4 separate regions of the Mus musculus genome follow, and all the other regions are linked to region 1. Evidence: chromatin loops called from intact Hi-C (ENCODE). Cell type or tissue: heart. All regions are shown on one strand. Region 1 overlaps Bin3 (bridging integrator 3). Region 2 overlaps Pebp4 (phosphatidylethanolamine binding protein 4). Region 3 holds the start of Egr3 (early growth response 3). Region 4 holds the start of Chmp7 (charged multivesicular body protein 7).

Region 1 (8,000 bases):
CAGTTGCCTGAGCTACTGACAATCCTCGTAGCTTGATCAAATCTTAATTTGATTGAGAAGCACTGCTGTAGGAGACGAGATCTAAGGAAGACCTGTGAGTACTCAAGAGTCAGGAGCCACTAGCCGGGGCAGCAGAGCCCGTTGCACCTGCAGAGGGTAGTGATCTTGATTAAGTAGTGCTGTGTAGACACCACACTCCCCAAGGCTGTAACCCCTGGTCTGTGGCAGACTTGGTCTCCCATCTCTGCCCTTCCATGTGCACTTGCACTGTGCCCTTCATGAACTGTCCCTGTCACAATAGTATTAGTGTTCCTGGTCGGTGTGACTTGGTCTTAAAAGATGACAACCATAGAAAGGGGCCAGGACCATGAGCTGAGGTCTGTTTTGCTGAGACTAGCATGTAAGACCAACTAACATTGCACCAAGGTGCCATTTCACACCTGCAAGACACCCTTCATGTACTGGTTTGTTCCTGGTGATGCACCCTCACCCCCCATAGGTGAATTCCAATGTACTCCACCTCTACCTCCTGTCTGCCTCTCATTCTTTCTCTTTCTCTGACCCTGGCCCTGAGGCCACCCCAAAAGCAGGCGGCTTCTGACAGCAGGCAAGCTGCTAGGGTCCTTTGTCCTCTTGGGATAGAGGGAGGGGCAGGATGGTAGGTTCCTGGGCTTGAGGCACCTGTTCCCTTGAGCCACACTGCCCAGCTGCCCAGGAAGGGAGAGGGGCTCCAGAGCAGCTGAATCACTGGTACAGCTGTCTTCACACTGGCATTGTGACTGGCTCCTCCCAGTGTGACCTGGTGGTGCCTGGTCCCCCCATCTATTTTGCACATTTCACCTGCTGCCTGGCCACGTTTATATTCTCTCTTCTCTAGTAGGAATATTCATTACTCCCATCAGGGTGGCCCTGACTTGTTGAGGCTTTTCAGTACCAAATTTATGGTCATATCCTATGAGAAGCAGAGGTTGGGAAGCGCACCTCCTGTGATATGTGAGCCTACTGAAGACAGCCTAAGCATTCAGATGTTCTCTCAGCTCAGGTGCATGGGAAAGGCTGGCCTCAGCCACCGACTGGCATCAACTGGCTTGTTCCTGACTTCCGTTAGCTTGCTTTGTCACGCTCTCTGGGCTCACCTAAATAAGGTGACTCTTGTGGTCCTAGGTCACCAGCTATGTCTGTCCACCCGAGTGTCCAGAGGCGTTGAATCTCTTGGCTGTTTGTCTGTATCACAGCAGGCTGTCAGAACTCCTGGCTGGTACAGTGGGCACTGCATGGTATGGTAGGAAAGTCTTGCCCAACAATGAGGCCAACAACACGTCCTCATGGCTTTGTAGTCAAGGAAGTTGCCCCATTTTCTCACTCCCAAGAGACCTGCTTGTAGAGTTACCTCACCTCCACCCCTCATCTGTGTCAAGAAGAACATTTACTCTTGCCTGCCCCCCACCTCAAAAGTGGCTCTTCCCTGCGCCTGTCCAAGATAGGATGGCCTTTCATGGGGGAAAGGTAGCCTTGATGATGGTTACACACAAATGCCAAAACTTTTCAAACACAGCCTGCTCTGCGTGGCCAGTCGTCTGAGTAGTCACACCATACTCCTTTTCAGTTGTGTTAGGTAGGAGCGGCTGGGACCATCTTTCTAAAGCGTGCTTTTTCCATTTGTTCTTTTAATGGGAGAACCATTCCCTTTGTGTTTCCTCACGGTGTAAAGGAACCCTTAGCCAGGATCTTTCTTTTTTGTCTCCTGCCAGTGGCACTGTGACATAGTAGAGAAGGTGTTGACAAACATGGATACTCATAGCCCTTTCCAGACCATCACTCCCTGGCTGTGGCCCTGCCTTCCCCTGTTGGTTTGGTTTGATTTGGTCTTTAGTGTATACAGTCGGATTCCAGCCCTGCTGACCTCGTGCTGAGGCTCCGCAGCAGGACAGGGAGCACCGGCAATCACAGCCTAACATCTGGGTCTGGGGAGAGCTCTCAGTACTGTCTGTGCCCCACGCCATCCCACCTGTACAAGCCCCAAAGCCTCAGAGCCTTATGAGACTGGCACATAGTAGGTGTGTCGCACATGTGTTTGAGTACGTAGTGACTGGGACACACCCCCACATGAGAAGCCTGTTTCCAACCAGGCTGTGCCCAACAGGTTCAGCAGCATATTCCCAAGCCTCAACATGGCGGTGAAGCGGCGGGAGCAGGCCTTGCAGGACTACGGGAGGCTGCAGGCCAAGGTGGAGAAGTACGAGGAAAAGGAGAAGACTGGCCCCGTGCTGGCCAAGCTCCACCAGGTACAGGGGAGACGCAATAGGCTAAATGGAACAACCATTGCCACGGGGTCCTCCTTTCAGGACCTGCGGAACCAGGATACTAGCTATTTCCACCCACCCTGCCCCCTTCAGTGACAGCCCTGACTCCAAGGTCTTGTTCCCCAGGCCCGAGAAGAGCTACGTCCTGTGCGGGAAGACTTTGAGGCCAAGAATAAACAACTCCTGGATGAGATGCCGCGGTTCTATGGCAGCCGACTTGACTATTTCCAACCCAGCTTTGAGTCCCTGATCCGGGCACAGGTGAGACAAGGCTTTTCCCTTGGGGAATCATCTTTGTAGGAACCCAGTTCCCGTTAGACATAGCCATGCTCTGCACAGACAGCAACACCTCCCTGCACCAGGCTCTATGAAAGTTCATGTGTTGTCCTAGTCAGCCCTGGTGCCTGGCACTGATACTGTACTGGAACTTCTGTTGGGTATCCTCCATTGGCAATCCACTCAGTCCCAACCCTATGATAGACAGGGTTCCTTTTTGTTTAACTCTTCGCCCCTTGAGTTCTTCCTCCCTTGCTTAATTAAGCAAGCAAGAAAAGCCCTGATTGCATCTTTAGCTACCACTTTGACTGAGCAGATCCTTTGAGAGGCCAGTAGTGACTGCTTGTGAGCCCAATAGGAGAGTTCCATTAGCCAGAGACCACAGGAGTCTTAACTTTCAGTTTCCTAGGGAGGGGTCCTGAATAGGCTCTGAAATGCTGGCCACTAGATATGAAGTGCCCCCTCGTGGAGAACAAATGGGAGTGCAGACCAGTATGGGGGTGGCAGCCAGAAAGAGGGTAAAACCCAGTCGGAGCCCAGTGTCTCCTGCTGCTGGGTCCAATTGGGATGGCATGCAGCAGGCTCCTGCCCTCCTCTCGCTGTTCATCTTCAGGCTTGTTCTCACCACTGGCAAGGTGGGAGAGGCAGTGGTACTGGAGCCAGGAGCAGGGCTTCTGCACACAGACCTCCTCACTGATCGCGGGTATTGGCTTCCATCTCTGGACTCCAACACTCTCTGGCCACCAAGCTAAGGCTTCTTGTCCACAAATTCTGCCTGCCCTGCTTCTTGTCTTAGCTGCACCTCTGCTGCCCTCCAGTGGACATCATCATTCCCTGTTGCTTTCCTAGCCACAGGGGCCATGGTAAAGCCTGATTCCCACTTCCCAGCCTTCATTTGGAATGATACCCAAAGCCATGGCGTAGAATGCCCATCAAGAAGCCCAGGCAAGGTTTGGACTGGAGCCTGGACTTGCTAGTGACACGTTTTCAGTCCGGTGCTCTCTAGGGAGTGAGACAGACAACAGAAGCGGGAGGATGCTCTCCTGTAGTCCCTGCAGGTGAGGGCTGCCTTCCAGCTGCTGCACCCTCTGTTTGGATGAGGCCTGGATTTACAGGAGATCTTGGCCTGCTCTCTTTTGCTGACACCTGCCTCTGCTTCTAGTGAGCTGCATACACCATCCCCACCCCCAGATCCTTAGAGGAAGCTGCAGGGTGCCCAGGCTATGGGGTACCCCGTAACCAAGCAGCAGGGTAGCCAGGGTTGTTTACCACCTCTCCCTGTGCCAGCCTCCTTCTCACCCGGCTGCTGCTGCTATTAGTCACTAGAGAAGTGCGCATTCCAGATGACTCAACAGGCATTGTGTCTTAGGCAGGGATTGGGGGCGGGGGTACCTGGCCCGCTACAACTTAGCTGGGGATTCTAAAGAGACTTCCTAGGATACCATGTCCCACTGGCCCTTGCTGCACAGCCACCCTCCCAGTCCCCATCGTCTGGTTTCTTAGATGGAAGGAGAATCCTAGAGACATCTCAAAGTTGAGGTGCTTGAAGAATGGGGACACTTTGATGAGATGTGATGTCACATCAGGAAGTGGAAGCTGAGGCAGAAATGGCCTCTAGCCTCTGTGGAAAAGTCGCCATCTATCACATAGAGAAACCCCTCCACTCTTGGACCTGCCTCCCACCTCTCACCCAGTCACTCTCACCACATCAGTGCTGCTTTTCTTCCAGGCAACTTAACCTAGATGTGATAACTAGCAAAACTGGGAAGGGGTGGGATCTGGGGAGCTGACACCTCCCTTAACTGGACTTCTAGGGCCAGCTCTCAAGACTTGGGGAGCCAATGTCTGCTGGGTTCTTCTTCCATGACCAAAAGCCCCTGGCTCCTCTCCTTGCTTAGAAACAGCAGTAAGCCCCAGGCCTGCCCTTGCCCACATACTGCCCTCTGGCACCCTCAAATGTAGTCTCCCTGCCCAATCTAGCTATTTTGGTCTTGACAAACCTTTCTCTGTGGTATATATTTCCAAAAGCCCCAGCTGTGGTTCCCTACCCCTAGACTGCTGAGGGATAGATAGATAGGGTGAGGTCTAAGAGGCAGTGATGGAACAAGTGAGAGACACACCCCACCGCCTTCAGCCAGAGCAACCCACAGACCCAGAGCCAGGCCCTGCTTGTGCCTCTCACCTGCTTTGCTGACTGAGTGCTGTGTAGAACTGGAGTCCAGTTCCTGCCAACAACTCTTGTCTCCTACCCAGGTTATATACTACTCAGAAATGCATAAGATCTTTGGAGACCTGACCCAGCAGCTTGACCAGCCAGGCCACTCAGATGAGCAGCGAGAGCGGGAAAATGAGACCAAACTAAGTGAACTCCGAGCCCTCTCCATCGTGGCTGATGACTGAGCCCCTGTCCCTCAGGAGTCCTTAGACTCTTTGGGACACAGGTGACATCTCTATAGGCTTTGCTCCTAGCGGGCATGGATTCATGGACCTCCCAATGGCCAGGCAGTTGGAGACAGGTGGCCACTATTGTACCTTGCCAGTTCTCTGACTTAAATGTCTCCATGTCCTTAAGCCTGATACTAGGAGCCTCACAGGCTGCTGCTTCCCTGTGTCCAGTGCTGATAAGCAATGTAGAAAAACCCTGGGGCCTTTTTACTTCCAGAACCGTCCAGAGTGTGCTATAGTGTCTGGCCAACAGGAGCCTTTGGAAGGGCCTGGGCTTCCTGTGGAACTTGAAGCCTTAGCTGTCTACCTCCAGAGGACCTACTCTAGGAAAGCCACCATCCTCTCAGGACTCTTTAGACTGCTGGGTGAGGCACAGTGCCCTGGTCTCTCAGCCTCTCTGGGCCCTTCATGCCAACACAACCAAAGCCAGTCCCCTATAGGTCCAGCACAGGGACAAAGCCCAGGAGTTTAGCTTTCCCTTGAACTGGGGCTTTGTCTCTAGCTGTCCACTAGGAAATGTTACATGTTGAACTGCTGCCCTCAAAGCAAGGCTCTGTCTCACCTGTATTACTGGAATTTTATTTTCACTTGTTATTGGAATTTTATTTTCAAGTAAAGTTTTCCAGTAAAACAACAGTGTACTTTAACTGACACCAAGAGGGAGCTGTCACAGCTTTGCCACAGCCCTGCCAACTTGGCAGAGTGCCTTCACTCAGTCACAACCTGTGGCACTTACTGCCTGCCTGCTGCCTTCTAGAGAGAACTGAGGCCTGGCAAACAGAGAGGGTACAGCAGCTTGAAAGAGGAGGAGAGCTAGCTACAAAGACTCACACTTGGTTTGTTTTTCACTTTGGTTTATTTAAAAAACAAAAAGCCAAAAAAAAAAAAAAAAACCAACAAACAACTTTATATACAAAGTCGAACTGAAACCATGAATTATGGAAAGAGGCAAGAATTATGGGAAGTGGAAGGGGCTAGGCCAGGGCCAATACCACATTCTGAACATAAGAACTAGAGAAAGAAGTAAGTGCTGGTTCTTCTGGCAAGTTGGGGGCAGCTGGGACACAGTGTTCTATTGGCAACCCTGACCCAACACCAAATGCTCCTTGAATGGGCTCCATCACCTAACAGACACAGAGCCTGCGGGACTTGTGCCGCCCAGAGGACGGACATTCTTGGCTGCATCAACTCTACACCCATTCCTCCCATTTATTGGCATTAGACCTTGTTCTGGGCTGGAAATGCCTTTTCCTCCCGTCTTGCTCTAAAATGGACGAGGACAGGAGACAGCACAAGACTACAAGGGCCCTGGGAGAAATTCCAAGATTGAGGGCAAAATGACATTCTAGGGGTGCAAAGGACGTTGTATTTAGTTGTAGCTGGAACTGGAGTTCCTTACATATCCATCCACATAGCACAAACCCCATACTGAGTTTGACATCCCCTGCAGAGGCTGAGCACAGAACTCAAGCTACCCCTGCTGTGGCTCCCAGGCCCTGCTCCAGCTGCCTTCTGGTACCAAAAGGGCTCTAATGTCATCAGGCTCCATCGCAGACCTCACTAGGCAGCCACTCAGTTGCTAGGCGTTGGCTCTTCTTTCTCTACCCAGCTGTCAGCCTGTGTGAGCACATGAAGCAATGGAGGATAAGGCTTCTCCCATGTCCTGCCACTGGAGTGCAGAGCATTGAGAGTAGCTGAGTCTCCTAAGAACCCAGTATATGGAGGACTAGCACAACAAGGAAGGGCCAGGTGTCTCCCAGGCCTCTCCACAGAGGCTAGCTCCACTCTACTTCTGTGGCTTCACCAAAAGGAACTATGGCCACCCTTTAGCCATCTTACCTTCTCAACAATCCGCTGCATCTCAAGGTGCAGTGGGGTCAGGCGCCTGCGGAAGTCCTGCATCTGTCGCTGGAGCTGGTTCTTCTGTCGCTCTGCTGTCCGGGCCGTCTCCTCTGCCTCGGCCAGCCGGGCCCGCAGCTCCTGCATCTCTGCTGCCAGTGTCTTATTTGTCACCTCAGTGGCTGAGAAGCGGTTATGGCTCTCCTCTGAAAGGTAGGTGAGGACATGGCAGGAAGGCTCTGATCAGTCCACTGGAGCATTGGGACAAAAGCCTGAGGCCTAAGGAGTGTTGTCCCCTGAGTGGCTGTGACATCACACTCACCAAGCTTCAGTTCCAGTGTGTGAATCTTGTTCTCCAGGTATAGGCGGCCACTGTCTTGCTGCTCTGCACGCTGTAACAGGCTTCCCACATTGATGAGGCTACCATTGTGGGGCACCAGGCCTTTGTGCTCTGTGGGGGCAGCACCTGGCTTTGTGCTCTTCCCTGAAGGAGGCAGTAGATCCAGGTTTCCTAAAGAAGACATGCATGAGCTCAGGAGAATGGCCCACCACGGCCCCACTCCCTGCCGGCCACAGAGCACAAGACATACCGAAGAGCACGTCTTCAGGAAGGCCATCGTCCAGCACTTCAGCACGGCTGTACTGAAGGCTCCGGTACTGGCAGATGTTCTGTGCCACCACTCTACTAACCAACTGTTTGGCCTACAGAAAACACAGCAGGACACCTACTGGCCACATGCCTGCATCAGGGAGACCAGAAGCATGCAAGAGCTCTGGAAAGGCCCTCTAGAAGCACAGGCGAGAGAAGAGAAACTACCTGCTCTGCACTGAGCCGGATCCCTAGTGTGAGGAGGACCCTCTCCAAGTCTCGCCTGTGCAAGTAGCCACACCAGTTGGCATCAAAAAACACAAAAGCCAAAAGACAGTCCAGGGGGAGCACAGTTGAGGGATCCAGCTCCTTAGGCTACAAGGAAAGAAGAGAAACAGGCTTTACAAACAGTTCTCAAGGCTAAAGGGCACGACACACACAGACAGGCGCAGGGTTGACGGCAACAGGTAGACCTCATAAGTGGAGGTCGGAGCTGGGGCTACAGGTTTCTGTGGGCACATTCCCAGAACATGCTATGTTCCCTGATC
Region 2 (8,000 bases), 110 kb before region 1:
GCTGGCTCTTTCTGTGTGTGTTGTCTATGGATTTGAATGGTTCGTCTTTATTCTGGATTTAGAGCACCTCTGTGCAAGCATCCTAGATCTTAACAGGGATGCTTGACAAGTAGTGGGTCAAGACCCAGTTCTGTAGCCTTCATAGGTTGGCAATTGCGAGAGGGTATGACAAGGACTGCCCAAGCACCTATTTCCCCTGCAAGGCTCCAGAAGGCCGGGGACCATGTACATCTATTGTATGCGTATCCAGAGGTATATGTCTGCCTCTCATGCCTGTTTAAGATTTGTCACCTTCCTCAGTGACCTCGGCCATACAGTTTCAACATTCACTCCATAAACATCCACAGGCACCTACTGTGTGCAGGCACCTACCGTGTGCATTATTCTATGTACTATATTCCAGGGCAGCTGAAACAAGTAAGTCACAGTCTCTGCTCATGAGATGCTTACAGACCCATAAACTTCTAATTACTGTTTGGGGCAATTATAAGTAATGAAGAGAGGCAATATAATTTTGTAACTAGGAGGGAGGGGCGGGATTGAACTGCTTGGACTCAGACTTTAGACTATGTACCAGTTAAGTGACTCTGGGCAAGTTCTTTGGCTGCCCTTTTTCAGCCTCTGTAATGGGAGCGAGAACACATGCCTCATAGGTTTGTAAGGCTTAACTAAGGTAATGCAATGAAGTTCCTGGGAGAGGAAAGCAGACCCAAGTGCAAGGGGGTGCCGAAATGAGCAAGGTTTTTGGACACTAGTGAGTGACTGAACCCTTCAGAAGGAGCCACGAGGCGAGGCAGCATGGACTGAGTAGTGGAGAGGTGTCCTGACAATCAGGGAGTCAGCCATTTCTCCTTGTATTTCTGAAAGAAGGTGAGGGAGAGAGGGAAAGAAGAGAGCGGAAAGGACAGGGAGGGAGGGAGAAAGGAGAGAGAGAATACAAAACTTAATATCTCAAAATTCTCAGAGCCTCAAGCTTCCTCAACCCCCACCCCACCCCCATCCCTGATCAGGCAATGCAGGAGGAAAGCCCCCTGCTCTGGCAACTCCCACAGCTGCAAATCGAGGGTCCTGGTCCATCAGTATGGCACAGGCAGGTTGGGAGGAGGGATGCTCGAGTAAGCCCAGCCCTGACACGGCACCTGGTACCCAAACGATGCTCAGTACAGGGTCCACTTGGGCATTAGTAAACAGCGTGGAGTGGGGTCTGAAAGAGGTTAAACGGAGTGTTCAAGGCACATGGCTACGCGAAGCTGGATGTCAGGCATTTCCTCTTTCCTCTTTCCGGTTTCCCACTTACCTTTACTCCAGTTAAACTGCAACCCACAGGACGCATCTGCCTGCCTTTGCAAGGCCTGCCTGGGAGTTAATGGCTTTGGTGTTTTTTTGGGTTTTTTGTTTTGTTTTTAAAGGGAGTGGTAAGCAAAGACACAAACACACAGAAAAGCTGTGAGCAACATCACCACCAAGTAGCCCACCAAAGCTCAGGCAAACTCTACCTGGGCCCTTCTAAAGTTTGCCATGAGGGAGGCTGCCCCGCGATGCTCACACACTGAGAATCGGGCATTGGGTACAATACACACACACACACACACACACACACACACACACACACACACAGAGAGAGAGAGAGAGAGAGAGAGAGAGAGAGAGAGAGAGAGAGAGAGAAAGAGAGAGAACAGCACAAAGGGCACAGGGAGAGAGCCAGACATGGGACCTGAGACATCAACTTGAGCAGTAGCCCACTCACTTCAAAGTCAATCTCTCTCTCTCTCTCTCTCTCTCTCTCTCTCTCTCTCTCTCACACACACACACACACACACACACACACACGGTGTCTAGCAGAGGAAATAGACTGGGGGAGAGGCGGGAGGGGTAGGGGGACAGCAGCTGTGTCCCTCTGTGCGGGCTTTCTGGTTAAGGATGAAACAGTTCACACAGTCTCCTTTGTGAGTTAGCATTCCCACTCTGTGTGAAAAAGCAGGGACAGATGAGTAACCGAGAGGTCACCCTACCAGGGTCTGCTGACCCAAAGGCCAGCTTTTGCCCATCACACCAGACTGCTCTGACCCCCCACCCCAGAGCCTCCAGGGAGGGAAGCAGGCGGGCAGGCAGGTTCCAAGGCTACCCCTGCTTTCCATAACACTTGAATTTCTGTGCATCTCAGATTTCCCTTTCCAACACCACTCCAACTCTCCTGGAGTTGTTTCAGCCTCTGAATCATTCCCTCCCCCCACCACACACACCAGGAGGAGCACCCCTCCCCCAATATTCAAGATCTGGGGGGGGGTGATTTTGATTCCTAACCATCAAGCTAAGTGACTGTACTAAAGGACAGAAAAGACCAACTTCAGTCCTGACTAGCTGTGTGACTGAGGGCGGGTCTCTGTGCCTCTCTGTGCCGGCCTTTGATTCCCTGGGAATCAGAAGTCAGAATCTCCACCACTCCCAGGTCTTAAGGGATCTGGGAGAGCGAATGAGGTCATGTCTATGAGCCGCCCAACGGAAGGAAGTCGAAGGACTAGCACAAGGCTGCATTATCTTCTGGAGTTGGCAGGGCCATTGCTGCAAAGTTGCTGGGACTGGGAATGTCTCAAGGGCCTCAGAACCAGTCCTGGGAATGCCACAGGGAAGTGGTGTGTCACGACAGAGCGGGGGGGGGGGGGGGGGGGGGCTCTGAGATGTGAGATCAAGTCCTAGCTCCGGTGGGTGCTTAACAGCTTCGGGAGACCACACGATCTCTTTCGGGCTCGGCTCTCTCACCTATAAAATGAGACTAACCCAAGCCCCGGATGATTCTTCGGTAAAGGAGTAAACAAAATGAGCCCTGGCATACAGTGGGCATACTTGCTGTGGCCAGTACCCTGGGACTGTCACAGAGAATAACTTGCCGTATCTCTCCGTGAGCTGTCTCCTCATATAAGCCAACACGTGCTGCTGTTTTCTGAAGCACAGCCTTCTGGGGTAGAAAGAGGGCTGAGTGCTCCACACGTCTGCTTTGGACCAAGAAAAGAAAGAACAACAGCGGTAAGCATAGGTCCCTAGAACAACAGCGGTGTGCATAGGTCCCTGGCATCATCCAGGAAGCCTGAAACGTACACAGCCAGGAGTCCAAGGTCAGAAGCCTTGGGGTGGCCCTTCCACCCTGAGTCACGGTGAGACTTGGCCACTGAGTTCTGAGCCCAACACTCTCAACCTTTGCAAGTCAAAGCTCTCAGCCTGGACGCCTGCTTTTCTTGGTCACTGTCACTCAAGAACAGATGACAGACCTCAGTGAGCTGTCAGGCAGACGGGTCTCCAGACAGATAGGCGAACTCTTGTTCTGTGGCCTCCTTTATAGATGCAGGGAAACACACAGTGGGAGTGGGGCTGGATGCTCGCCTCCCTAACTACCCAGATCTAGGTGACTTCCGGGCAGAGTTTACATTTGGGGAGCTGAGACCAGTGGAGAGGAAATCTATCCAGCAGAGGGTGTGAGGACCCGTCAGCGACTGGCTGAGCCCTCTGAAGCTAACAACAAGGCTGCAGAGCCAATCTGGCAGAGACTGTCTGAATTAGTCACCGGTTTTGATGAGGAGGTAAACCGATTACATAACAGTCTCTCTCTCTCTCTCTCTCTCTCTCTCTCTCTCTCTCTCTGTCCTCCAAAAGACTCTCCAGAGCCGGGGCTCTACTCTTTCCCTCTGGCCATGAAGGGGCTCAGGGCCAGGGAGGGTCACATACCAGAGCCCAGGGGCTAAGGTTTAGGCAGGAACCCTCCCCAGGCCTGCTCCAGCCCCACGGGGCCAGAAGGAGGCGCCCGCAGCTCACCTCCTGCCTGCAGCTTGCCACCCTGTTTCCAAAGCAATCCCACGCTAGTCTTGCAACCTGCTGGCTCTCAGGCTCTAGGTGTTAGCCTGGAAGATGCCCCAAACAAGGAGGTAGAGATTTCTCAGTTGCCAGAAACTCCTGGGCCCCTGAGTTATTCCAGGCCCCCTTCCCCTGCCAAATGTGTCATGATTCATTGTTACAAAAATGAATACCAATCGGCGCTGAGCCAGCACCGTTTGCTGTACCCCTGTGGAGGGACTGCAGAGGTAGGGGGGCACTGGAGGGCACACCTGTGCAGCAACAACAGCTGCTTGGAATCCAGATGCTTATCTTCTGGAAAGAGCAAACCTGGCAAACACAGGCTCGCGCCTCTGGCTCCGTGTCCTGTCATGAGTGAGATCTGGCCTCTAGGTAGAGGTCAAGTTCATTGGTTTCTAAGTGATGCCTAGGATGGGACCAGTGTGTATGACTGGGATCTTCCTGTAGCTTTGCTCACCTCCTGCACAAGGCTGCATAAAGAACAATATGTGTTTAACAATATGAATAATGGGTGATGATGAAGGTGATGACTGTGGTGATATCAGAACGGGGATATGAGTGTCCTGTTTAACCCCAAGTCCTAGGGACTTCAGCTCTGCCTGACTTCCTATTGGTGCTTCTGTTGCACTCACCAGACAACTGAGAAACCGAAGCAAGAGTCTGAGAAACTGTAGGAATCACACTGACCTCCTGACCCCACACAGGACTAAGCTCCATCAGTCCAGAAAGAGGAGTCACCATTACACAAGTGGAGGATGAGTTGAGCACTCAGCAAGTGACGTCAGCACCTCTTGAGTCTTCCTCCTTTTTTCTCAAGCCTGGGTGAAGGCAGAGTGCCCAGCCCAACCACACAGGAGACAGTAACAACCTTCAAAGGCTGCGTTCCCACCACCACCCTACCAGATTCCAAGATGGAAGAGTTTGGAGGGGTCTTGGGGGGTCCGCTAGTCTAGCCTCCCATTGTACAGATGAGAATGCAGAGGCTCAAAGAAAATGTGGGTGCCCAGCAAGAGTGGCCCCAGCCCAGTTTTATTCACACAGTGGAAACCAGAGAAGGTGGCAGAAGATAGATGCAGGGTAATCTCTCAGCTACCAAGCCGGCTGAGGTCTGTCTGACTACATGCCTCTCCAGCTCCAAACCAGACAGGCAACAGTTTTGAACAGAAGAACGGACAATCACCCCATGGAGGCCACACAGATGGCCGTGAGGACAAGTCAGTAGCTACAGTTTCTAGAACAATGAGCCTTTCCTCTCTGCCCTGCTCCTGAGAACTTAGCAAAAAAGGCTAACTTACCCCCTAAGCCTGAGGGTAAATTCCCCAGGAGAAGTCTGATCCTGCTTCTATCTCTCGAAGATCTCTCCCAGGTGTCTATTTGGGATAAGCTTCCTGGCAGAACCTGAAGCTAATTAGAGGAAATTTCATGCTAGTTTAGGCCACGAAACCATTTATTCATTCAACGAACTTCGGCTTTGCCCCTTGTCTCTACCCTCTCTCCATTGCTTAGCAACGTTCTTAGTTTCCATCTGAACACACACACACACACACACACACACACACACACACACTCCCCAGCTTCCAGCCCCAGCCTCTCTCTTGGCCTTTTTTTCTCCCATCATTTTCCCCATCTGGGACCCAAACCCAGCCCACACTCAGCAGAGAGGCTGTAGGAGGGGCCCTGCCAAACTCACTCCCAGACAGATGTGCTCTGTTCCCTGCACAGCTGTCCAGGCCTGTCCATCTGTGCTCACTTCCTGCCTCCCTGCTCCAGCCCCTCACACTTCCCACGCCAGGGTGGGAAAGTCTAGTCCAGATTTTCTTCTTCCCAATCCAAAAGCCGTCAAGTGGCCACTCGCACAGTGTAGCCGAGAGGCCTTGGTTCCTGCCCTCCCCAGGCCCCCAGGAAGAGCAATGGCCTAGGAGACTCCAGCAAGTCCGAATCTTTCCTGAACTTCCTCAACTTCAAAGCCCTGGCAGCTGCTCAGGACCCACCTGGCTCTAAAGTCCTCCCTCCCAGCATTCTTTGTTCACACGAAACACACTGATATTAATACTGATAGGATTTCATTATTTTCTCAAGCCTAAGAAGTCCACTTCTGGCAGGCACCTAAAAGAGGTAAACCTTACTTTCTAAAAAAGCTTGAGGACTGGGGAGGTGGGCCCACTGGTAAAGTGCTTATTGCACAAGCGTGAAGACCGGTCTTTGATTCCCCAGCCTTCACATATAATCTGAATGTCATGGAATACCCTTGTAGTCCCTGCATGGGGAGGCAGAGACAGGCAGATCCCTGGGGCTCTCTTGTCAACTAGCCTACTCTAACCAGTAAGCCCCAGGTCCTAGTGAGAGTCCCTGTCTCGGAACACAAAACAGAACTAGGGAGATGGCTCAGCTGGTAAATTGTCAGGACTGGAGTTAGGATGTCCAGAACCCAGGTAAACACAGGCAGACCTAGTGGCTGCTTGTAGTCACAGCACTCAGGGGGCAGAGACAGGACATCGCTGGGGCAAGCTGACTAGCTATACTCACCAGAACTGAGGAGCTCTGGGTTCAAGGAGAGATTCTGCCTCAATAAATAAAAGTGATCTCAAGGTCACAGAGATGTCAGCTTCCACACATTCGGGTGCACACACTCACACATACATCTACACATCTATACACGCATGTGAACACACACAGAGGGAGCCACCGACTACATACACATTCACACTCTAAAAGAAACTAACATGGAATGTACACCCAAGGTTGTCCTCCACTTCCATTTACATGCACACTAATGAACACGCACGGGTGGTTGGTGCACAAAAACAACTGTCCCCGTCATGACTCCTGTGGAAACCCACGTGGCACCTCTGGCCTTGCTGCTGTGAGGTAGGGTCTGCTTGACTGAAAGGAAGCGGCAACTCTGGGACCCAGCTTGTTTCTAGGGTTCCCAGAGCTGTGTGCTGGCTCCTGAGCATGGGGTGCCATTCGTCTCCCTGGACTTCAGAATGGTTTGGGAGGCTCTGAGGTGTCCACGTGATAACCCCTCCTTAAGACCAGGACCTGGAGAACTATGGCTGTATACCCTGCGATAGCCAGCCTTGACTCTAGATATAGAGGATGCTTGCTTAATACAAGTGTCCTGAACTGGGCTGCCAGCCCACTTCTCTGGTACTCATCAGCGTCAAAAGGCAAATGGGGAACCTGATTAACCCTTCATGATTTGCCTTTGGGAAACCCAGATTAGGCAATCAGGAAAAGGAGAAGCAGAGGCCTACCTCGTCTCCATGGTGGAGAAGGGTGTGGGGAAATGACTGAGCTTAACTGGGCCCTCTCCGAAGACACAACCTTTTCTTTAACGCCACGGCCTAATGTTCCAAGAATGACCAGAAAGATGGGCAGTCATTTCCTTTTTCTAGAAGTATATTAGGAGTGTGGAGTGGGGGGGGGGACCAGAATCCTACACTTTCTGGAGAAAGGACATAACCTGCATAAGAACTGGCTTCTCCAGGCAGGAATGAGCCCCAGAGCAAGCATGGATGTCCGGGAGCAAAGCAAAGAGGTAACTTAGAATTTGTAGTTGAAAGGCAGGGCTCACTTCTTAAGCTACTATCTGTAAATTAGATATTTCAACTCACCGCCACTTGCCCAGCTTACAGAGGCACGCATAACTTTAGGTGAAGGCAGTTGCTGATCTTTCTGCCAGGTGCCCCCAAAAAACGTGAATCATGGGACTCAATTTGGGTTTTTAGATGGTGCCATTGATATAAACTGTGTCTGAACAACCAGCCAACTGTAGGCATAGGTAGTGGTGGTTTTTGTTTTGCTTTAAACCATTTTCTTAAGTATCTAAGAAAGAGAAGTTCTTGGGGGCTGGGGGTGTGACTCAGTTAACAGAATGTATGTATGCCATACACAAAGGCCCTTGGTTCGGTTCCCTGCACACATATGCCAGGTGTGGTGGCAGGCGCATGCCGGTAATCCCAACACCCATGAGTTAGAGGAGAGTTAGAAGTTCAAAGTCATCCTCAGCTACACAAGTAATTTAAGCTTTCTGACCATAGGAGACCCTGTCTCCTGAAAGGAGGAGGAGGAAGGGGAAAGGAGGGTCGAGGAAAGGAGAGAAGGGAGGACAAAGGAAGAGGGAGAGAGGAGAAAAAGGAAAGTTCTTTCAC
Region 3 (8,000 bases), 62 kb before region 1:
ACAGCTACTCCCACGCCCCCAGCAAGTGGTACTTTGTAACAAAATGTTTCTCCCTTTGGTTATCAGCCACTCTGAAATTACTTAAAGTGTGATCCAAATATCCTGTTTCTACATGGTTAGAATACATTTATTTTAATTTAGACCACTAGAGTTTAGAAGGAAAGTGTGTCCAGCTGGAAAGATGGCTCAATTGATAAAGTACCTGCCAGACAAATACGAGTATCTGAGTTCAGATCACTAGGACCTATGTAAAAAGCTGGGTACGTCTGAGTATGTACCTGTAATTTTAGATGTAGAGAAACGGATACAGAGAGACAGGCAGACTATGGAGCTCATTGGCTGACTAACCAGCCTTGCTGAATCAATGGACTTCCGACAGACACAGAGTCTGTCTCAGCAGTGCTTGATGCTCTAGCAGAGGACCAGGGTTTGCTTCCCAGTATCCACACGGCTTAGAATCACCCGTAGCTCCAATTCCAAGGGACCTACACTCTTTCCTGATTGCCAAGGACGCCTACAGGTACCAAACGCACACAAGTGCACACATGCACATATGCTCACATTGCACACATACACAGAGAAAGAGAGAGAGACAGAGAGACAGAGAGAAAGAGAGAAAGAGAAAGAAAGAAAGAAAGAAGGAAAGAAAGAAGGAAAGAAAGAAAGAAGGAGAAAGTGAGAGAGATGGGGAGCAATCAGGAACACTTCAAATCACACACAAACACACACACAAATGCACAGATGCATACACTCACACATATGTACATACAAAATTTAAAAATACATAAAAGTGGCATATTGATCACCCTTGGACAGGAACTCATGGTCATTGAAACAGGTTTAGAAAATAGGACTTGAGCTATAGTAACAGTTACTCTTATGCCTACTAATAAATAGGTCCTGGCAGAACTCCTGAGAAGTATAAGTTCTACACCCCTTTACTGGCCTCTGGGCTCTTCTTTAACCTCCATGCTTGGTCCAAAGGATGCTGGGATGCCGCAATCAAGCCTCCTCTCTATTCCTCATTACTTTCTCCCCAGGTTTTCAGATTCAGTGAGAGCTCATCTTCAGAAAATAAATATGGAGGAGCTGGAGATGCCTCGGTGGTTATGAGTGCTTACTGCTCTTCCAGAGGACCTAGTTCTGTTTCCAGCACTCATGCAATGGCTCACTGCTGCCTGTAGCTCCATCCTTCCTCCTGCCCACACCAGCCACCTCATTTCTTCCCTCTGTTACAGTCACAAAAGGGACAACAGCTAGAGACAAAAGCATTCTTTTGGAGATACAATGGGGTGAGTTCAAATAGATCAATCACTTTGAGAGCAATTAACCTCCAGCAAGGCACTAAGACTCCCAAGCTTGTTCATCTTCTGCAAATAGTAGGCAATGAGAAAGACAGTCCTAAAATCTTCTCACTGGGCAGCGAAGGGAGGGGGGGGTTAGTAGATAAAAGCATTTATTATGATGATGAGGAAGACTCAGTCCCCCTACACACTCCACCCCACCCCCACCCCCACTCCCAATCCCATGGGTGGCTAACATCTGTAATTCTAATATAAGCAGCCCAATCTTCTGGAGATATAGCACCCACCAGAAGCACCAGCATCAGGGGCCTGTGAAGCCCATTGACCCTGCTGGGTACCAAGACTTTCCTTCCAAGAGATTTCTACCTAACCAAAGAATCAACAGTGACTTCTAGAGATTTCACTGAGGAGCAGTAGGACTCCAGCGGCCCTTCTGGATGGCACCCAGAAGTGGAAAACACCTGAAGACCCTCGAGACAACTGGCATTTGGGAAGAATGCCACCAGGCCAGGTCCTCTACGCAGTTTCTTGGTGTGGTTTGAACAACCCCATTCCTCACCATTGAACCTGCTGTCCTGCAAGCAGACTTCCATTCCAGCAGCATAGGTGAGTGCCTCCACACTGCAGGTGACATCCTGAGTACTGGGCTTCATATCTTCAGGATACACTAGTAACACTTGTTAAGTAATTTTTCCCTCCAAATTTTGGGAAGTGAAGTCACACACTGATAATCCCAGCACTTGGGAGACAGAGACAAGAGTTCAAGGCCATTCTCAGCTAAACTCAAAAAAAAAAAAAAAAAAAAAAAAAAAGACTAGGGAGGTGACTTACAATGCTGCGTGCTGCCATCAAGATCTGAGTTCTGAGTTCAGCCCTCCAGCACCTGTGTAAAAGTGTGGCACATTGGCACGAAGCTGATATGCTAGTACTGAGAAACAGGAGGATTTCTGGGGCTCACTCTCTGGCTAGTCTTGCCCAACCAGTGAAATCCAGGTTTAATAAGACTCTATCTCAAAAAATAACATGGAGAGCAATTGAGAAACACACACACACACGTGTGCACACGAACACAGACACATACAAATAATATAACATATACACCAAAACAAAAAAAACAAAAACGAAACAAAAAAAAAAAAAAAAAAAACAGGCCTTGATCAGGCCACACAATACACAAGTACTCTCACCACTGAGCTATGTCCCAAATCCTAAATATTTTCACTTAAGATGCAAACTCCCTTGTGACTGGAACAATGAATGGCTCGGCAGTTCAGAGAACTGGCTGCTCTTGCAGAGGACCAGACTCTCAGCTCCCTCAGGGAGGCTCACAACTGTCTATAACTCCCTGGGACCTGATGGCTACTTAAGGCATCTGCACACATGAGGGCATAAGAGACAGCCATATACATAAAAACAAATAAATGTGAGCGCAAATGCCCTCTAAGACCCGGAAAGCTTTAAATGGCTAACATCCCAGGTTGAAATTATTTTAATGAGGGCAAGAAGGAACTCCTGGAAAACAGAAGACTTTAATAAAAAGGAAAACTGAAGCCCACAGACGCCTGGAACAGAGTCCAGGACAGAATTGCGCCTGCTACTGCAGTGGATTCCCAGGGCTACATATTCTTTATCCTCACCTAAACAGAAAACACCCGTTCCCCCTCCGTGGGAGACAGCAGCCTTGGCTCTTTTACTCGGGCCTGGCCTGCCTACCTTTCACCAGCTCCAGGGGAGGACTCCCTGAACCTGTGCCTACTAGTCCCCTGCAACTTCAGGGCTTAGGGTTTAGGTAATTAGGCTCTTGGCAATCTCTCTGGAGCCCGCCAATAAACCTGAAACAAACACCCTTAGCCCCTCTCCAGGAGGAAGAAAAGGAAACATTCAGGGAAGGGGAAACAGGGAAGGAGAAAAACTTTTTTTTCTACACTGAATTTCCCAGGGAACTGTAGAAATCTGCAAAACCGCCACAGTAAACATCCCTTGCTGCTGCAAATTCCTGGTTGTGCCTACTGTCACAGAGCCATAGCTTCCATGGTCATCATCCAGGGTGACAGAGGGCATTTGCTGGCACTACAACCTGAATAGAAAGTAGTCATTAAGGGTCTAGGCCTGTAGGCTCCTTTCGTGGCAACAAAAAGGCCCCAGATCCTCCACCCCTTCCTGGGAGCCACAGACACTCCAGGGTGTTAGAAAATGATTCAGGGACATTATAGCCTGCCTCCTTGTCACCACCAGCTGTTGAGATCTTAATTCATGTCTTGGCTCAGGCAGAAAGGGGACCATCCTTTAAGCATCCCCAGATTGACACAGGTATCAGGCTCCCCAAATAGTAATTTAGTTTTCTCTGTAAATAAATAGTATTTCTTTTACATGACAAGCTGGACGGGATGGCTTCCCCGACTGGGCACTTTTTAACCAGCTGCATTGTGTAAATGCATCCCCGGGGCACACAAGGAGTGTACTCATCATGCAGCAGGATGAGAGAGAATACAGTTTAATGATAGTCACTGCTATTTATTGAGCACTTGCTAGAGTTCTGGTATAGGTACTCTCTGAAAAATTCTCTGATTTAACTCTTCCTATGAGGTCTGTATTGTTAACACAATCAATAGATGGGACGCGCAGCAGTTTCCCATGTCAGAGTGAAGTGCTGATAAATATATTAAGTGAACTGAAATCTTCCATTCAATTAGAACTAGTAGGAAAGAGGCCGTCTTTCCGGTCTTATCTGGTAAGCAACAGGGTCCTGGTGCAAGCCAGCAGGCCCAGCTGAGTGCTTTCCCTCTTTGAAACAAGCTAACTATCCTCGAAAGTGTTTCCAGCCATCCCTGGAGAAGCAATAACTGACACTGGGACCGGAAAGCCTTCGAGTATCCCAAATGCTTCCACTATAGGCCCATATGGAAAAAGAACAGAACCCCCAGCTCCTTCTATGGAGAGAGCCCAACAGGTGGAAAAGTGGATGTTATCCTGGGTCCTTGCTAGTTGAGCTGGGCTGCCATAGGCCTTCCACTTCCTTCCCACCACCCTGTCAGGCTGATCTCTGCCTCACGCGGGGAGACACGGGCATTGCAGTCCATCTTAGACCTGCTGCTCGGTCCAGGGCCGAGAACCTCGCAGCAAGTCCAGGCAGAAGGCAGGAACCCACCGAGACACCCCGCCCCTCCCACCGCAGTCAGCCAGCCTCCCCTCGCACGCGCAGCAGGAAGCAATGCAGAGGCGTGCCCAAAGCTTGCGGGTACCCTAGGCACCCCTTCCCCTCCCCAATTGCCTGGCTCTCCAGCCAGAGGCCAGAGCTCGAGGCTAATTTTTCACGCACCCCCCCCCCCCCCGCCAGACCGCCTCTCTAGGTGACGCTACAGTCTGTGCGGTTCCTTTAAAGGCTGCGGGTTCCGTTCTTCCCTTTTCCACTGGATGCCAAAATATGCAAATCCGGGGACCGGAATCTGCAGCCAAATAGAGCAGGAGAAGGGGCGCGGCCGGCGCGTCACCGGATCCGCTCCTTGTATGGCTCTTCCCGGCTTGGCCCGCTGCCCCGCGACCCTCCCTGCAGCCGCGGAGGCCCCTCCCGCACCCAGCTAGGCTCACACCGCCGCCCACGCCCCTGACCAGCCGCTCCCCCCTCCAGGGATGGAGCCGGGGGCGGGAAGCGCTGCATGCCCTGATTCCGGCCGAAGCCCGGGACCGCTGCAGCGCGCAGTCTCCCCGCGCCGCGCGGGCGGAGGAGAACCCGGGGGCGCAAAGCCTCTAGAGCACAGGAATGGGTAGCCTGGAGGGAGAGGAGGTGGGGGTGGCAGAGATGGGGGCTCACGGGCGGCGGGAATCCCTCCTTCCCTAAGAGCTAGAGGAGATCCGGGGGAGTCTGGGCCCTTCCCACCCAATGTTCTCCTCCAAACTGAGGGGAGGGAAGAGGGAGTGAGGTTGTCATCCACCCCCATCACAATGCGCAGCTAGGGAGTTCCTCCCACGCGTCCCCCGGCCCCGCATGGACCTCCCACGGCGTGAGGCCCGGGGATCCTCTCTTCCTTCTTGTCAACACTCCCACTCCCCCTGAGAGATGCAAGTTCCCCCAACCCCGACTCTCCAGCGGGGGCCGCGGGATTCACCGCGCCCACGCGGCCACTGAGGAGGGAATCCTCCCCCGCCAACCCGGTGTGATTCGGGGTCGCGCCTCCGTGCTCCCTCCCTCTCCTCCCCCTCGCTCTCAGCCAGGCTGCGCGCTTCAGGAGCAGGCCTCGGGGAACACATCACCCACCCCCGGGATCCGCTGTCGAGGTGACAGCACCCTGGGTCGGCACAGGGGGCCGCCCTTGACTGCAAGGCACCCTCAGGCAGCAATGAGGACAACCCTGCGGGAGACAGAGAGTAGAGACTGGAGGAGACCGCCTTGGTGGCTTAGAATCTGTGGGTTTCACATCTTCCCGCAGTAACTCAGCCGCAAGCCCTTCGCCGGCTGCAGTAGATAGCGACTGTGCCCCGGCCTGCTGGGCCCTCCTGCCATCCTGTGGCCAAAGGGGTTTGCTTTAGAACCGTTAGGGAATTTATCTGGGAATTATTTGGTGCACGTGTTTTCTATCCCCTAAACTTCACTCTTTCCTAATCTCCACAACAACAACAACAACAACAAAACCCTCATACCCTCGCCCCTAAAAGTTCTTGCCCACTGCGCAACTAGCTAATCCGCTACACATTCCCGGGCCACTGCGCTCAACTGAGAGTCAGCGCGGGGTCAGGAACCCCAAGGGAGGGGCCGGGGCTGCGGGCGGTGAATCAGAATGATGTCCGCACGAAAGTTCTAAGTGTCCAAGAATAAGAAGCCTTAGGACATTAGAACCCCTTCCCCAAAGGAAAATACTTCATCTCTCCATCTGAATCCAGTCAAGGATAAGAAGGAAAGACAGAAGTTGTGTGGGGGAGCCTGGCTTGAAGCGGTCACCTCTCCCATTCCTAGACTGCTAAGGAACCTGTGTCCTGGTGTACTGAACTCTTTCTAAATGCTGGGAGTGCTGGAGACCAATTGCAAACAACTCCACTCCTCCAACGACTAAATTCTGTCTCTAATGCTGTCCTCAAATAAAAACCTACATGTTTAGTTACAGGGTTTTTCAACTGTGCACTGCGCATCGCGCGCTTTGCATTCGGCTTCGTCCCTCTTTCTTTTTTCTCTTCTCGCTTTCCTTCTTTCTAATCTAATTGACTTTTTTTTTTTTTTTTTTTTTTTTTTTAAAGAACGGAGAGCGGTGCGGGCGCTGCACGTTGGCTGCGGCCCGCTTCCTGCTTTCTAATGTTCCATTGTGAGGAGCTTCCATTGTGACGTCGCGCCCCTTCGGCTGGGCTTTGTCTGTCCATATATGGGCAGCTACGTCACGGAGCTTTCCCGGGGCTCAGATAAATAGACTGGTGGAGTTCCCTGGCTGGGAGCTTTTGGGCAGCAGTGAGCTAGCTAGGAAGCGGCGGGGCTGGTTGGTGGTGATAGCAGCGGCGGCGGCAGCAGCAGCAGAGGAGGTGGCGGCGGCAGCGGCGGCGGCGGCTGTGGCAGATCGGGGGGCGGGGGGGGTCGGCGGGCTCGTGTCTGTGAGATCAATACTGAAGCCGCGTCTGACCCCCTGGAGCCTAGATCACCCCCCCAGCCCAGCCCCCATCCCACTCCTCGCACACGCCCCACCCCACCCCCACGACCCAGCGTCGCACCGCACCAGCCGAGGCACCCGAGAGGATTACCCTCTTTGCCCCTCTCCCATCCACCCCTCCAAAAAAGAATAGATCCCCTCCCCTGACCCACCCCTTCCCCTTTTCACTCCCCCCTCCCTCCGAACTTTCCCTCTCGCATGCTTTTCCCCTGCACCACGGATCGCCTCTCGGATGCCGCTCGCCTGGAAGCTGCGTTAGGAACAGGCGGCGGCGGCGGTGGCGGCGGCGGCGGTGGCGGCGGTAGCTCGGGAGTGCTATGACCGGCAAACTCGCCGAGAAGCTGCCGGTGACCATGAGCAGTTTGCTAAATCAATTGCCTGACAATCTGTACCCCGAGGAGATCCCCAGCGCGCTCAACCTCTTCTCCGGCAGCAGCGACTCGGTAGCCCATTACAATCAGATGGCTACAGGTAAGGGTGGCGGTGAGGCGGCGAGGCAGCGAGGAAGGAAAGGGGGAGGACGAGGAGGAGGGAGCGAGCTAGCGATGGATGCACATATCGATGGATGCAGAAATGGATGGATGGAGAGACGGATGGAAAGATGGGGGGCGCGCTGGGAATTTTCTGGGGGGCGAGTTGCTTTTCCCACCCACTCCTCCCGCCCTCCGAGATCGGGAAGGCTTGGTTGGAGACGCCACGGTTGAGGCTTCGGTTCTCCCGGGTGGGGGCAGCCGCCGACTGGAGGGAGGTAGGTGCGAGCAGCTCTGGGGTTCTCCCTCCCCACGCAGGGGGCCCGATCGCTGGGCTGCGTGCAAGGCGTGGTGCTGTAGCCCCCTTTCTCGGGAGGAGCCCAGCGTCTTTTTCACCCGCGCTCTCCCCCCTCCTTACTCCCTCAGCCTCCCACCCGGGATGGAGCCATGTGCGGCGTGGAGTCCCCACGGTGGGAGAGGTACTGCGACGCTGCCTTTCCGGGGCGTTCAGCAAAGCCATTGGGGGTGTGGGGACGGTGGGGAGAGGGAGGGGGCTCACCCACGGGGCGGGGGAAAGGGTTTGCCACCGGGGGCGA
Region 4 (8,000 bases), 400 kb before region 1:
GATGTGTAATGCGACAGACAGCCTGTCCTGGGCTCTTCTTACCCCTTTCCCCTCAGAGGCATTATATTAACATCATCACCATCATCACCATCACCTGTCTATTCTGTACCAGCTACTAGAGGCAGTGTCACCTGCACTCTAGTGTTCAGCCTCCTAACCACTTTGTGCAATAGATGGTATCACCATCACGTTAACTAAAGAGGCGACTGAGGATCTAAGAAGGCAAAGAAGGCCAGATGGCACCCGGTTTGTCTGGCCTCAAAAAATGCAAATGTCCCACTAAGGCAACAGAGGCACAAAAGGCTTCACTGGGCCTATGTGGAGGTTTTCTTCTATCAACAGGCCTGGGAACAATCAAATGAAAAACCCTGTGTGTCATGCAGATCCGAGGAAGAAGGCCAAAAGCTACACAGACTGGGGTTTTATGCTGCCTCTAAGCTAGGCTGGAAGTGAGATGTATTTCCTGGTGGTAGTAACAACAGCAGCCAAGTCTACGAAATACCGGCCATGGGAAATTACTGCTAAGGGTTGTATAAAGATCTTCAAGTTTTCACAACTGACCTATATAATGTTACTGTGATTTGATAATTGATCAAACTAAGGCTTATAGGTGGCACCTGTATCCTATGCAGGCCACAGCATAGAAAATAGTAAAGCCAGGATCTTCACAACGGCGTGGCCCTTGAGCAACGCTGTAGATGTATGGATATCAAATTTGGACAAGTACCAGGATGTTTCAAGGATCAGGAGCCAGAGGAGGTCAAGGTGTTAAAGGTCTCTGGATTTGGACAGGCTCCACGACTGTCCTGTATCAGGAGGCCCATTTTGGTTTTGTCCCTTGCTGACTTAACTGTTTTCCACCTTGGGCATCTGGTAAAACATTTTTCAAAGGACAGTTTCTCAGAGGAGAATTTCAGGACGGTTTCTTAGGTCAAGGTCGGGCAATGAAAGGTACTGGGAACAGAAGTCAAGAAGGGCGACCATTTAATGAGAAAGCATTATCCTAAAACAAACGCAGACCCTTGGCTTTCTCTTTGTTCATAGAAAGAGACACGGTGCTGGGCTGAGCTGGGCTGGGCATAACATGTACAGTGTGAAATACAAATGATTTCGAATTCAAAGGAAGGATCCAGCCCTGGGGTTACTCTAGCTGTGTAACCTGGAATAGGTTAATCTCTCTGAGACTGTTTATTTTTAATAAAGATAACTGCATTATCTTGCCCTGGACTATTAAAAAAGCCAGAGAGTGGAGTTTGACAGTATCTGAAACCATGAAGTACCAGTCATCTATCAGATATGCCACCTCTTCAAGCACAACCTGAACACTGTATCTATCACACACATTTATCACATAAAGCTCTTTCAGAGGCCCCCAGCTACACAGTTAAACTCTCCTCTCTGGTCTAAATAATCTCCGTCCCGGACATACCAGGAAAGGCTACTTGTACGACCTGTACCAGAGTTCTCTTGTCAAGATGTCTAGAATCCCATGAGTACTCTCTCCTTAGCTCTGTTCTCTCTTAGTTCAAAGTACCCACCGCAGAGATCTGCTGTAAAAGTAATTCAAGTCTGGAGGTCCTGTGGAAATAACTGCATAACAGGATCCCAGTTCAAGTGTCCCGCTGACACCTCTGCAAAGATGGGTCTCTTCTGGACCATTCTGCCTATCCCCAGTCACTCCAACCATCCCAGCCCCTCTTTCTCTCTGAGTCCAGACATCCATCCGTGGAGCAGCCTCCTCGTCCCCCTCCTCCTCCTCCACCCACTGAACAAACCCTGGACGCGGAGTCTGGGCTGTCAAGGGGCAGGTCTGATGTCAGCCCTGGGGAGCCGCCCCCCGCCTGGCCCTCTCGGCCTCGGTCCTCACCGCAGCAGGTCCTGCAGCACCGTAGCCAGCCCCAGCGGGACACTGCCCTTGCGCTGGAAGGCCTCCTGCAAGTCCCGCAGTCGCAGGCGCACCACCCCTTGGCGGCGGCTGTGGCTCAGCACCAACGGAGCCCAGAAGCCCATCTTGCTGTCCCAGTCGGTGCTGTTCACCTCGCGACTCCTCTTAAAGGCGGAGAACAGAAAAGACATGCGCTCCTCATCCTCCTCCCACTCGGGCGGCAGGAGGCCCGCCGGGTCTCCCCCGGTCGGGGCCTGGGCCTCCCGCTCCGGGGACCACATCGGAACCCCAGCCCCGCCAAGGAACCGAACACAAGCCTGGCCCGGGTCCCCTTCCGCCCCAGGTCCCTCTCGGCTTCCGTCGTTCCTTCACGCCCTCCTCCTCAGCCATCACGTCACCACCGCCGCCTGTGCGATAAAAGTCCCGCAAGTCTTCAGGGCGCAGGCGTGGCGCGGCATTCATTTGGCCGGGAGGGAGGGAGGAGGGCGTTCTCGCCCGAGAGAGGCAGAACGCAGGCGCCGGACCTTCTCTCCGTGGCCTTTGTGCGACGGGAAGGCTTTTGCGCGTGCGCCACAACCATAGAGTTTGGCGAGGCGTACTAGAGGGGCTACCTATTGCACCTCCCGGGTGGTTCGGGCTTAAGGTTAGCCAGGCTGAGGCTATGGGAGCTGCAGGTGGATACACAACCTTGGATCTGGTGTAGCTCTCCTTAGCCCAGAGACTTTTAAGTTAAACAAACGCCCAAGATACCTTTCTTTCACTAGAATATCAGCCGATTAACAAAAATGGTCCCAAAGCTCCGTGACACTGGACCCATTTTTAGGGCTAGAGATAGTCTTCTTAATCACTTTCTTCCCGCTCTTTAGCTCTGGGATGTCCTTTTTCTCCTGAAAATTCATATTCTGCCAGGTCCTTTAAAAAAAAAAATCGTTCCAACTCTCATCTGAAGCTCCGGCTGCCTTGGCTGCCAGTTTAGCATTTGTCTCTGACCTTTCTGCTTCCTCGAAGGAGAGGGCAGACAGCGATGCAAGTGTCTTGCAATGACAGCGCTACTGCAGAAAATACTTTATGGACTGAGAGGTACTTAAACCTTACCCTCTAGTTACTTTTCCGTCTTGAAGAGTCTTACAAAATTTGTTCAGTGTTGAGAATAAATTGTGGTGGTGGTAGTTATAGCCGGACCGTTCAAAAAGAGACTAGGACGAGCTGTTTTTTAATTTGAAATTTGCACAGACCCGGCCGAGGGCACGCACTCACTACAAGTCTAGAGAGACTGCCCCGACCGTTAAAGACAGGTTTATAAAGGGGAAAACTACTGGTTCCATACTTCCATTAACGTGGTCGCTGTTGGCAAGCATGACAGGATATGAACTTTTAACAAAAATGAGGTATAGCACCATGGCTTCTCTGCTTGATCGAGGAGCAGAAAACCTTCAGGTTACAGAAGCAGGACGATGCAGGTTAGTAATAGTTCCCATAAATACCGTGTATTTATGTTTTGCTTACTTGTGTGCAACTGCACCGCGTACGTCCAATGCCCACAGAGACCAGAAGAGGGTGTTGGATCCCCTGGAATTGTAGAATTGTAGTTTTAGTTGAGCTCTGCCCTGCAGACGACGGTAACTACAGATCCAGCCTGGAAATATGCTGATTTTTAAAAGACTTATCAAGCAAGCAAACAAACAATCTAAAAGGTGAAAGGAACTGTTGGTGTAAACGTTAAAAATTAAAGCGAAAGTTTGTTTCGACTTAGGAAAAAGTAATTTCTGTTAAATAGTCGCCTTTATAAACTGGTATTTCCAGTTTGAGGGAAATGTGATGAGTTTCGGGCTTCAGAGTAGTTGAAACAGTGTTAAGGTGAATTTTCATGAGCATTGAGTTTCATTGAATTTTAATAAGCATTTTGAAGGAGGAAATGGAGTGTTTAGTTATATGATGTGTGTACTAATTGCTATCTATGTGCTATATTCCTCAAAGTGTGTTCAAAATATCTCACTTAGCGGCCTTTTTTCAAATACTTTCGCTATAGTTCTCATAGTTTGTAAGGTAGCCTTTCCCACTTTACCTGCTTTTACAGAAGAGGAAGGTGAATCAGGTGGAAAGGAGCAGAGGAGAGCCAGAGAGGGGAGAGAGAGGGAGGAGAGAAGTGGAGAGGAGAAAGAGGTGCAGAGAGGGACGGAAAGGTGGGGCAAGAGAGGGAGGGAGGAGGCAGAGAGCAGAATTCCAAATATCAAATCTAGTGAAACAAATCTGTACTGTGCTACCCGTTAGGCCCAGTAAAACTAGGTCTTCTCCGCCCAGCGAAGGATTCCACCTTTTACAGGCGAGCAAATTGCTTTATCTGGGTCTGCTTGCATCTGAAAATCCACTCCATTTCACCCTTCCAGGCGGCAGGCAAGGTTGGCTTTCACCTTCTGGAGGCTGAAAGGATAACTGGGAACAGAATCAGTGAAGCCAGGGACTATGGGTACAAGTCTCCCAAAACTGACCTTACCTTTAAGATATGAGTCTGCCACAGGTATGCGAGGAATGGTGGGAATCTTTATTCTGAGATTGAAGAACCCAGTTTCACTCTACTGTGAAGGAGATATTTGTTTGCTGATGTTATAGGCATTAGATATGGGCATTAGATACCCATTCCAGCTATTAACATCCCTGAGGTCTCACACATTTCCCTCTGCTCTAACGAGGCTCCAGGTCATTCTCCCACTTGCCAGGAGTCCTCTTCATTTCCATACAAATATGCAAGCACCACCCCACCAGTCTTGTCCACTTATTTCTAACAACAGTCCCTAAGCCTGGGATTCACAGCCTTTGGGGTTAGCCAAATGAAACAAATGAGAAGTAAACCCTTCACGTCTGTGGAGTTTATGGAGGCCCCAGGCTTGTTGCCGTCCTCCTCAGGTGCCAGCATAGAATTCTGGAAGCTTTCCTACCCTTGATTTTTTTCCTATCATCTCCTCTTCTTGCTCCATGTTTCTCTTTTCATAACCCTGCATACCTCTTCACTGCGTATTAAGTGCCACACCACTCTCTAAATCTCTGATGATGTGTGTCTCTCTGGATAGCTTATGTGCCTTTGCTAACATGGACTGTGATCTTAATCATATTTGTTTCTAGCAGAGTGCTAGGCACATCCTAGGGACCGTTTGTGGAATGGATAGATGGATGAATTTAATTAAACATTTAGCTTAAAAATCTATGAAAACCTATGATTTATAACATAAGAATATTTACTTAGGTATAATGTTTATATTAGGTATTATATTAGGTAAAATACAACAATTGTATTTTTATTTACATGAATATATTATTTGTTTCTTAGCCATTTTGAGTACAAAAGCTTCTAAATTAAATTGCCTTGGACAGTTAGAAAAAGCCTGGAAGAAACTGTCTTGTTTCTTTGTTACTGTGTCCAAACCATTATCACTGTCCACCCATTCGTGACCATGACTTTCTAGAGCAACACAGCAGCCATTGGGGAAGCTGGCTGTCCAGTTTACCCACTTAAAATCTTGGTATGGAAGCCGGGCGGTGGTGGCACACGCCTTTAATCCCAGCACTTGGGAGGCAGAGACAGGCAGATTTCTGAGTTTGAGGCCAGCCTGGGCTACAAAGTGAGTTCCAGGACAGCCAGGGCTATACAGAGAAACCCTGTCTTGAAAAACAAACAAACAAACAAAAATCTTGGCATGGAGGCTGGGAAGGTGACCTGGTGGGCAAAAGTGTTTGCCCCAAAAGCATGAGGACTTGAGTTCAAATTCCCACATAAAGCCAGGCAGCTATCTCAAACAAGGTTGTCCTCTGGCCTCCACACTTACACCACGGCATGCTGTGCCCAAGCAGACAAGTACACACACACACACACACACACACACACGTGCGCGCGCGCACATAGCTTAAAATAATTTTTAAAGATTTAATTATTTATTATATGTAAGTACACTGTAGCTGTCTTCAGACACCCCAGAAAAGGGCATCAGATCTCATTACAGGTGGTTGTGCACCACCATGTAGTTGCTGGAATTTGAACTCAGAACCTTCGGAAGAGCAGTCAGTTCTCTTAACCACTAAACCATCTCTTCAGCCCAAAATAACTTAATATTGATAAGTATAACAATAAAAGATCACCATCTTTCAGCTCCCTCTTCTTCTTCAAGTCATTCTTTAGTGTAAGGGACTTAGAAGCCATCACTTCATCTTAATTAATTAAAAACCAAACAACAGGGCTAGAGAGTTAGCTCGGTGGTTAAAAGCACTTGTTGCTCCTGTATAGGACCCGGGATCAGTCCCCAGCACCTACATGGTGGCTCATAACTGTGGGAAGCCACATGTGCCGTTGCAGAGTGGCACTGACTACTGCTGGCCACCACGCATAAGTTTGGACAAACAACCAATGTGTACATATGCAGTAAAGTTTTTTTTGCAAAGACACTGCCTGGCCCGAGCATGATAATGAGGTTCTGTAAGGTACTAAGAGTATAACCAATCAGATGTGAGACATGCAAATGAGGTATGATAATGAGGTTCTGTAAGGTACTGAGAGAGAGTAACCAATCAGATGTGAGACATGCAAATGAGGTATGATAATGAGGCTCTGTGAGGTACTGAGAGAGAGTAGCCAATCAGATGAGGAACATGCAAATGAGGCATAGTGCATAACCAATCCAGGTGTGAGACACGCCTCTCCTAGGCCTATAAAAGCAGCACCAGTTCTGGGCTCGGGGTCTTTTCGCCTCTGCAATCAAGCTCTCCCAATAAACATGTGCAGAAGGATTCTGTTGCAGCGTCGTTCTTGCTGGTCGAGTCCGGCACGCGCAAGACATAACTATCCATAATTCAAGTTCCATGGGATCTGATATTATCTTCTAACCTTCAAAGATACCACTCATGCATGTATTGCACATACATGCATGCATGCAAAACACTCAGACACAAAGCACATCTAAAAAAGAATAAACCAAAACAAGTTTTGTAGGGAGTAGGGACACAGCTCAGGAGGTAAAATGAGTGCCATGCAAGCATTATAATCTGAATTGAGCCCAGAACCCACATAAAAAATCCAGCTGCACAGGCACAGACTTACGATCTTGCCACCAAAGAGACAGAAACATGTCAATGCCCAGGGCTAACTGGTAACTTAGGTGTCTTAGTCAGGGTTTTACTGCTGTGAGCAGACACCATGACCAAGGCCAGTCTTATAAAGGACAACATTTAATTGGGGCTGGCTTACAGGTTCAGAGGTTCAGTCCATTATCATCAAGGCAGGAACATGACAGCATTCAGGCAGGCATGGTGCAGGAGGAGCTGAGAGTTCTACATCTTCATCTAAAGACTGCTAGCAGAATACTGACTTCCAAGCAGCTAGGATGAGGTTCTTTTTTTTTTTTTTAAGATTTATTTATTATTTATATGTAAGTACACTGTAGCTGTCTTCAGACACACCAGTAGAGAGCGTCAGATGTCATTACAGATGGTTGTAAGCCACCATATGGTTGCTGGGATTTGAACTCAGGACCTTCAGAAGAACAGTCAGTGCTCTTAACCGCTGAGCCATCTCTCCAGCCCTAGGATGAGGGTCTTAAAGCCCATACTCACAGTGACACATCTACTCCACACCTACTCCAACAGGGCCATACCTTCTAATAGTGCCATTCCATGGGTACAAACTCTAACACAAACACCCACATTAGGCAACTTGGTAAGCTTTGAGCTGATGAGAGACCCTGTCTCAAAAACAAAAACCAAGGTGGATTGCTCCTGAGAAACAACACCACAATTGGCCTCTGACCTCATTGCACATGGACACATAGGGAATGTACACACAGCCACATACATACATGTACCCACATGAACACTATCCCACAAGGACACATATATAAAACACCTGCCAATAACAACAACAAACAAACAAATCACAACTCTCCATGATCATTTTTAGGAAGGAAGCTAAACACTCAGGGTGGCTAAAAGCCCAGGATCCATCTTGCTTATATTCCTAATGCTCTCTGGGTGCTTTCTATACACAGAGATCGATAGAGCCGTGGGAAGAATGGAAGAGCCAGAGGACGGGGATGAGCGCTGTGAAATGCTTTCTTCGGGACAGGATACGTTG

The links. Hi-C counts contacts between places; a loop is a spot of excess contacts. Peaks named below come from ENCODE experiments on the same cell type or tissue, not always from the same donor. Only the 100,000 strongest peaks of a DNase experiment are listed, where the experiment ranks them.
Region 2: it touches region 1 in a loop (6-fold over the local background); 15 of 42 quality-filtered maps call a loop at or near these places.
Region 3: it touches region 1 in a loop (5-fold over the local background); 11 of 42 quality-filtered maps call a loop at or near these places.
Region 4: it touches region 1 in a loop (2.5-fold over the local background); 5 of 42 quality-filtered maps call a loop at or near these places.

Annotation. Positions count from the first base shown.
Region 1 is chr14:70,132,307-70,140,306 of GRCm38, forward strand. Bin3 (bridging integrator 3) reads left to right here. Exons shown (of 9, transcript NM_021328.4): 7 at 2,144-2,285; 8 at 2,430-2,564; 9 at 4,833-5,655. The coding sequence ends at 4,979. It overlaps Ccar2 (cell cycle activator and apoptosis regulator 2), which reads right to left. Exons shown (of 21, transcript NM_146055.3): 17 at 7,681-7,827; 18 at 7,454-7,565; 19 at 7,186-7,374; 20 at 6,864-7,069; 21 at 5,862-6,641. The coding sequence ends at 6,597. Among named protein-coding and RNA genes, the nearest start is that of Ccar2, 17 kb to the right of the region's middle. In heart, a CTCF peak has its summit at 3,392 (motif pointing left); DNase peaks (open chromatin) are centred at 3,285, 3,840, 5,740, 6,577 and 1 weaker place; H3K27ac peaks cover 310 bases.
Region 2 is chr14:70,017,849-70,025,848 of GRCm38, forward strand. All of the region lies in intron 4 of Pebp4 (phosphatidylethanolamine binding protein 4), which reads left to right. All of the region lies in intron 3 of Gm33524 (a long non-coding RNA gene), which reads right to left. Among named protein-coding and RNA genes, the nearest start is that of Gm41198, 27 kb to the left of the region's middle. In heart, a CTCF peak has its summit at 3,787 (motif pointing right); DNase peaks (open chromatin) are centred at 2,513, 3,523, 3,653, 5,563 and 2 weaker places; H3K27ac peaks cover 3,238 bases.
Region 3 is chr14:70,070,194-70,078,193 of GRCm38, forward strand. Egr3 (early growth response 3) reads left to right here and starts at 7,124. Exons shown (of 2, transcript NM_018781.4): 1 at 7,124-7,405. The coding sequence starts at 7,252. In heart, CTCF peaks have their summits at 4,348 and 5,805 (motif pointing left); DNase peaks (open chromatin) are centred at 4,408, 4,828, 5,638, 6,678 and 2 weaker places; H3K4me3 peaks cover 4,014 bases; H3K27ac peaks cover 3,120 bases; H3K27me3 peaks cover 2,934 bases.
Region 4 is chr14:69,730,324-69,738,323 of GRCm38, forward strand. It overlaps Chmp7 (charged multivesicular body protein 7), which reads right to left and starts at 2,247. Exons shown (of 10, transcript NM_134078.4): 1 at 1,868-2,247. The coding sequence starts at 2,166. 4930480K23Rik (RIKEN cDNA 4930480K23 gene) reads left to right here and starts at 2,511. Exons shown (of 3, transcript NR_130157.1): 1 at 2,511-3,345; 2 at 7,915-8,000. In heart, CTCF peaks have their summits at 2,510 and 3,434 (motif pointing right); a DNase peak (open chromatin) is centred at 2,298; H3K4me3 peaks cover 2,863 bases; H3K27ac peaks cover 2,284 bases.